Linked DNA regions of Homo sapiens: region 1 is linked to region 2. A link is a contact called in ENCODE Hi-C or POLR2A ChIA-PET data. All regions are on one chromosome and are shown on one strand. Each heading gives the region's core, a stretch centred on a gene start or an enhancer-like site at or near the end of the contact. The rest is flanking DNA. Distances are from core to core; before and after follow the strand shown. Region 1 overlaps CECR2 (CECR2 histone acetyl-lysine reader). Region 2 has its middle 12 kb from the start of HDHD5-AS1.

Region 1 (3,578 bases), core at 128-2,627, 240 kb before region 2:
TGAACCCGCGAGGTGGAGGTTGCAGTGAGCCAAGATCATGCCACTGCACTCCAGCCTGGTGACAGAGTGAGACTCCGTCTCAAAAACAAACAAACAAACAAAAAAAAACAAGAAAACAACAACATTTAAAATTAATAAAACAGAACAAGCTATAGATAGGCTGATCAGGGCATGTTTCATTCATTGAGATGAATCTGAGCTGAAAGCTGGAAACCATGAGCAGGTGCAAAGGCCCTATGGAGTTCAGAGCCTTTATGAAAAGAAAAGAAAGCTGATACAGCTAAAGCTAGGAGAGAATGGTACGAGGTAAGGAAGGTAGAAGATGCAGAAAGTTTCGTGGGCCCCACTAAGCAATGGTAAGGGACTTAGACTATTCTAAATGCAAGAGAAAGCCACTGGAGGGCTTTATGCAACAATGGGAAGAGAGAAAGATACTATGCTTGCTTTTGTTTCATGAATACAAGGTAATACAAGGTAGGTGCTAAATCAGGTAACCCAAAATATATTCATGTTTAGCTATGGGATGAACTAACATGTTGGTGGCATCTTTACCTCGCTAACCTTTTATGTGAACTGATAGTAGCATTAACTTCTCATTCCAAGCACACCAATCCCAGGACACTAATGCAGGACCTGGAATGGTGTTTCGGAAACATCTTGGGTGAGAAAGCAATCAGTGTAGGATTAAAAATGTTGTTACGGATGTCCAACAAAAATGCTGAGCAAACAACATGTGGGCTAGAATTTCAGACTTTAAAGATCTTACTTAGAAAAAAATGGCATTCTGGCTACCATGACAGCTGCCACATAAATGAAAAGGAAACTGAGGCATACAACAGATGAATGACTTGCCCAAATCACACAGCTAGCAAGAGGAAGAATGGAGACGTTGGGATGTGAAGTCCACTCTCCTGACTTCCTGACCAGGGTTCTTTCCAGAGCACCACAAAAAAGCAAATATAAAAATAATTTAGAATCCACAGACAGAAAGCAGACGAGTGATTGCCAGGGGCTGGGGGGTGAGGGGGCTGAGGGGGGTACAGGGTCTCTCCTTTTGAGGTGATAAAAACGTCTTGGAACTAGATAGAAACGACAGCTGCACAACATATTGAATTCACTAAATGTGACTGAATCATACACTTTAAAATGGTTAATAGTTAATTTTACGTTATGTAAATTTTGCTTCAGTTTAACAAATGAACTTGAAAAAATAAAAATAATAATTTAGAGGGGATCACCAACAACTGATGACAAGATTATTAGTCACCAAAGGTACAGTTTCGGACACCCATGTTCTAATGAAAACTCAAGATAAGCTGGCTTCAGACCAGCGTTTCTCAATCTCAGCAGTACTGACATTTTGGACTAGATGATGTTTGCTGTTGTTCTCAAGAGCTGTCTTACGCACTGTAGGCTATTTGACAATATTCCTGACCTCTACCCACACCCCTCTTCCCCTGAGTTGTGGCAACCAAAACTGTCTCCAGACACCGCCAAAGTCCTCTAAGAGGGCAAATCACCCCGTTGAGAACCACTGTTAGACAGGGTGCCTAACTTCTCCTATCTTAATTTCCTTAATCATCCACCTAAAACCTGAGGCTAAAATAAGGCCCTCTAATTCATGGCTTTTTTTTTTTTGAGACAGAGTCTCACTCTATTGCCCAGGCTGGTGTGCAGTGATGCGATCTCAGCTCACTGCAATCTCCGCCTCCCAGGTTCAAGCGATTCTCATGCCTCAGCCTCCCCAGTAGCTGGGATTACACGCGCCCGCCACCGTGCCTGGCGAATTTTGTGTTTTCAGTAGAGATGGGGTTTCACTATGTTGGCCAGGGTGGTCTCGAACTCCTGACCTCAGGTGATCCACCCGCCTTGGCCTCCCAAAGTGCTGGGATTACAGGCGTGAGCCACCGCACCCGGCCTCTTTCAATTATAGCCCAGTACGGTATTCTCATTCACCAGCCTTGCTCTATATCTCACTAGGATGATGCAAGCTTATACTGAAATAACTAAGGAAATGATTTTACACTGAATGATCCTTAAAACAACAACAAACTCCTCAAAGTCAGTAAGTGGCTATGAAAAGAGTTTATCTTAAGTTTCTATCCAAAGAAAGTATTGGTATAAAAGCTTCCCATTAAACTTCAAGAACACGGCTAATAAGCTAATACTCAAGTTATCAAAGGACTGGTAGTTTCTGAATCTGCATTTTTTGATTTGTACTTAAATGCTTCTTATACAAGGTGCTTCCCTTTGAAACTCACTGACACATCTGCTTGTTTACCTCACCAGTGTTCAAGAAGGATTTTAGGTTCCTCCATTTTCGCACGAGAATACCCCAGGCATGCCAGGCAGTAAAGGGTTAATTTAATTAGTTCTGTGTATGCTCAAAGAATTACAAGCAACTTCATGTAATTATTAAGCAGCCAATCAGGTAATCTCTGTGGTTGATTAGTGCACTAATGAAATAATGTCTTCCAGTTCAAAGCTGTCACTGCAATCAGGAGACAGCTCTTCAGCTAGAAGAAAGAGCTGGCAGGATTTCCAGACTCATGCTAAGAATCTGGGGAAGGGAAATGAATCATTTCATATTTCACCCCTATTGTATTAAAAGATAAAGAAGTCTCTGAATTGACATTTATAAGATACTCTAGCCAAGAACAGCAGAATACACATTCTTTTCTTTTTTTTGGAGGGAGGGGTGGGGGGAGGAACAGAATCCTGTTCTGTCACCCCCCAGGGTGGAGTGCAGTGGTATAATCTCGACTCACTGCAACCTCCGCCTCCTGGGTTCAAGTGATTCTCATGCTTCAGCCTCCTCAGTAGCTGGGATTACAGGCGTGTGCCACCACGCCTGGCTAATTTTTGCATTTTTTTAGTAGAGACGGGGTTTCGTCATGTTGGCCAGGCTGGTCTCGAACTCCTGACTTCAGGTGGTCCTCCCGCCTTGGCCTCCCAAAGTGCTGGGATTACAGGCGTGAGCCACCATGCCCGGTCCTACACATTCTTTTCAAGTGAAAATGAAACATTTACCAAAAGACACCATATTCTGGGCCATAAAACAAGTCTCAATACATTTAAAAGGATGCAAGTCATACAAAATGTCTTGTCTGACTAAAGTGGGTTAAATTAGATATCATTAATAGAAAGCTCTCTGGAAAATTCCCAAATATTTGAAAACTAATATTCTTCACACTTCTAATAACTAATACACTTCTAATATATTCGTATTTCTAAATAACCCATGGCTGCAGGAAGAAATAGAAAGGGAAAAGGGGAAGACCTGAATGCTTTTTCTCTAAGATGAGGAACAAGACCAGGATGTCTACTCTGGCCTCTACATTTTATGGTTGGCTCTAGACAGTGCACTAAGGTAAGAAAAAGAAGTAGTGGCTTCCACATTGCAAAAAGATGCAAAACTATTTTTATTTACAGACAACATGATCATCTATGCAGAAAATCCAATGGAATCTACAAACAGGTTGCTAAAAGGGGGGAGTTTAGGAAGGTTACAGATACAAGAGTAATATAACTCAACGCTATTTCTAATACTAGCAAACAATTGAAAATTTTTTTTTTTT
Region 2 (3,292 bases), core at 268-2,767:
GCGCCTGTTCCATTCTTAAAGCTCACCAGAACGCGATTCTGTAAACTGCTTCAGCCACCCATTCCGGAATCCCAAATGACGCCTTCCCATGGTCAGGATTTCAATGAGTGGTGCCATCCTTGGCTCTCACAGGAACTGATCCCTTGGGGAGGACTGTATGAAAATGCATCTGTAAGCTCAGATGAAGTCAGCATGCTAGGGTTGGAAATATTATTTTCACATACATAGTCTAGGTTACTTAATTTATTGTTTTGAGACAGGGTCTCACTGCCCAGCCTGGAGGGCAGTGCTGTGATCATAGCTCACTATAATCTTGAACTCCTGGGCTCAAGGGACCCTCCCGCCTCAGCCTGCCTCTCCAGTAGTTGGGACGACAGACGCGCACCACCACGCCCGGCTGTTTAATAGAGATGGGGGTCTCCTTTTGTTGCCCAGGATAGTATTGAACTCATGGCCTCACGTGATTCTCCTGCCTGTATCTCCCAAGGCACTGGGATTACAGGCCAGAGCCACCTTGCCAGGCCAGTATGTTACTTTAAATAGCAGTCATCCTAAAAATAGCTTACCCTCCTCTGTCCTTCCCTGCCTGGAAAGGGTGTAAAAATAACATTTGGGGGCTGTAAATGCTGTCTAGATCTCTGGAGCTAGGTAGGTGCAGAGGTGTGATTTGGGTTTGGCTGTGCTCCGAAAAAACCGGGGCCGAGCTGCTGGTTTTGAATTTGTCCAGGCTTTTTAGCCAATAGCCTCTTCCTCCGCCGGGAAGGGGTGGGACCCAGCCTTCCAAAACACCTTTGCTGAGGAACCGTGCAAAGACCTTGGATGAGGGCCCCAGCTCAGCCAGGCCTCCCTGAAGCGAAGCCAGCCCGGGGTGGGGACTGGTGGAGGGACTAGAGTTTCTTAGATTCACAGAATAGCAGAGCTGGGAGAGGCCTAAAGACCATCTTATCTACGCGTTTGTGTTTCTGATGACTGATTAAGGCCCAGAGAGGGTCAGTAACTCTTCCAGGTCGCACAGTGGGTGACAGTAGGTATGTGCTCGTCCTGGGACACAGAGCTGTTTTCTTCGCTTGTCTGGAGTGGGTTTCGGGGGTCGGCACTTGCCTCCCAGTGAGCTCCCGGCGCCTGCCAGTCCTGGCTGAGTGGGATCGGTCGGCCTCCACCCCTAATCTCCCCCGCTGCAGAGCCAAAGCACACCGGCCTCCAGGGGGCGCCGCCTCCGGGACGCGCCGACTCTCCCGAGCCCTGCTCTCTCTGGCCGGGGTCAGCCCCGGAAACAGCTTCAGTTTCCTGTCCCTTCCTCCCTGGGAGCAAGGATGTAGGCGCCCAGACCCCGCCCGCGGGCTCCCTTCGTCCGGCGTCCCTAGCGGCCCGCCCGGTCCCGCCGCCCCGCGGCTTGCGGATGGCTGCGGCCCCCCGGGCCCCGGGTGGCTGCGGTGGCGGGGAAACGGCAGAACGCAGGCGGCGATTCGCTGGGGACGGCGGCCGGAGGGAGGCGATGGCCCCAGGCTCGGCGCACCTGTGGAACTGCGCGGGCGGCGCGGCGCTGCTGCCCCCTGCCGGCCGCGCCCGGGCCCACTCCCGTGTCCACCCCGGCCCGGGTGCCCTCGGAGTCCCTCGCGTCACTGTGGGCAGCGCCAAGCTACGGCTTCCCATGGCAGAGCGGGGTGGGGCCGCGGGACGGCACAGAGCTCCCCTGCCGCGAATACGCCGGTTTAGTTGCTTCCCACAGATCACACATGGTCTCGCCTGTCCGCAGGGTCCCCTCCCGGCCTCAAGCCCCTGCCAGGCAGCATCGGCCGCTGGTGACCTTGGGTCATCCTGGCCTCTATGCATTTAGAGTAGACGCCGGGTGGTGGCGGCGCCTGTAGTCCCGCATTCTGGGAGGCCCAGGCGGGGCGCTAGAGCCCAGGAGTTCTAGACCAGCCTGGGGAAAACAGCGAGACTCTGTCTCTTCAAAACAAAACAAAAACAAACAAACAAAAAAGGGTAGAGCCCATAGTACAGGATGAGAGAGTAGTGCCGTAATGAATTTTAAATTTTAATTACATTTAAAATTAAAATGAATCTATATACAATCACATTTCAAAAATTCAAAAAGTATGAAAAGGAACACATTCGAAAGGCTTCTATCCACCTCTGTTTTCCACTGTCCTCTTTCCCATCCCACCCATTCTCCCACCAGGCTTAGTTTCTTGTGTTTCTTTATGCAAAATAAACAAAAGCAAATATATATATTTTTTCCTGCTCTCATATAAAAGGCAGCACAGTATCCACACTGTTCTGAACTCTTTTTTTTTTTTTTTGAGACAGGGTCTCACTCTGTTCCCCAGACTGGAGTGCAGTGGCACAATCTCAACTCACTGCAGCCTCCACCTCCTGGGTTCAGGCTATTCTCCTGCCTCATCTGGACCACAGGCGCACACCACCATGCCCGGCTAATTTTGTATTATTATTTTTTTCGAGATGGAGTCTTGCTCTGTCGCCCACAGATGGAGTGCAATGGTGCGATCTCGGCTCACTGCAACCCCTGCCTCCCGGGTTCAAGCAATTATCCTGCCTCAGCCCCCCGAGTAGCTGGGATTACAGGTGTGCGCCACCACACCTGGCTAATTTTTGTATTTTTAGTAGGGACGGGGTTTCACCATGTTGACTAGGCTGGTCTTGAACTCCTGACCTCATGATCTGCCCACCTCGGCCTCCCAAAGTGCTGGGATTACAGGCGTGAGCCACCACGCCCTCCCTAATTTTTTTATTTTTATTTTTTATTTTTTTGAGATGAAGTCTTTGCTCTTGTCACCCAGGCTGGAGTGCAATGGCACCATCTTGGCTCACTGCAACCTCTGCCTTCCAGGTTCAAGCAATTCTCCTGCCTCAGCCTCCCAAGTAGCTGGGATTACAAATGCACACCACCACGCCCGGCTAATTTTTGTATTTTTAGTAGGCCAGGCTGGTCTCGAACTCCTGACCTCAGGTGATCCAGCCACCTCCCAAAGTGCTGGGATTATAGGCATGAGCCAACGTGCCCAGCGAATTTTTGTATTTTAGTAGAGACGGGGTCTCACCATGTTGTCCAGGCTGGTCTTGAACTCCTGACCTCAAGTGATCTGCCTGCCTCAGCCTCCCAAAGTGCCGGGATTACAGGCCTGAGCCACTGCGCCCCGCCTGGATCTCAAGTCTTGATAAGATTTAGGATTGATTCTTTCAGCAGGACTACTTAACAGGTGGTGTGCCTTCCAATTTGCATCCCAACCGTATTAGGGTTCTCCAGAGAGACAGAACCTATAGCATGCAG

The links. Hi-C counts contacts between places; a loop is a spot of excess contacts on that map. ChIA-PET counts read pairs that join two places held with the same protein, here RNA polymerase II (POLR2A). Pooled maps may share reads with other maps.
Region 1: a map of endothelial cell of umbilical vein shows a loop between it and region 2 (9-fold over the local background). The contact joins two enhancer-like sites. A Hi-C loop is called at or near these places in 1 of 168 maps with a recorded cell type or tissue (endothelial cell of umbilical vein) and 1 of 50 pooled maps. POLR2A ChIA-PET finds 5 or more read pairs at or near these places in 3 of 52 experiments (AG04449, B cell and T-cell).

The regions. Positions count from the first base shown.
Region 1 is chr22:17,405,655-17,409,232 of GRCh38, reverse strand. The region is part of intron 1 of CECR2 (CECR2 histone acetyl-lysine reader); the gene reads right to left. Among named protein-coding and RNA genes, the nearest start is that of CECR2, 38 kb to the right of the region's middle. Within about 2 kb of position 1,377, at least 3 of the 41 ENCODE cell types and tissues checked have a DNase peak (open chromatin) inside an H3K27ac peak, as active enhancers do; they include endothelial cell of umbilical vein, where a contact is called at or near this core.
Region 2 is chr22:17,169,881-17,173,172 of GRCh38, reverse strand. No RefSeq gene overlaps it. Among named protein-coding and RNA genes, the nearest start is that of HDHD5-AS1, 12 kb to the right of the region's middle. RefSeq lists a silencer at 1,227-1,656 and an enhancer at 1,507-2,008. Within about 2 kb of position 1,517, at least 38 of the 41 ENCODE cell types and tissues checked have a DNase peak (open chromatin) inside an H3K27ac peak, as active enhancers do; they include endothelial cell of umbilical vein, where a contact is called at or near this core.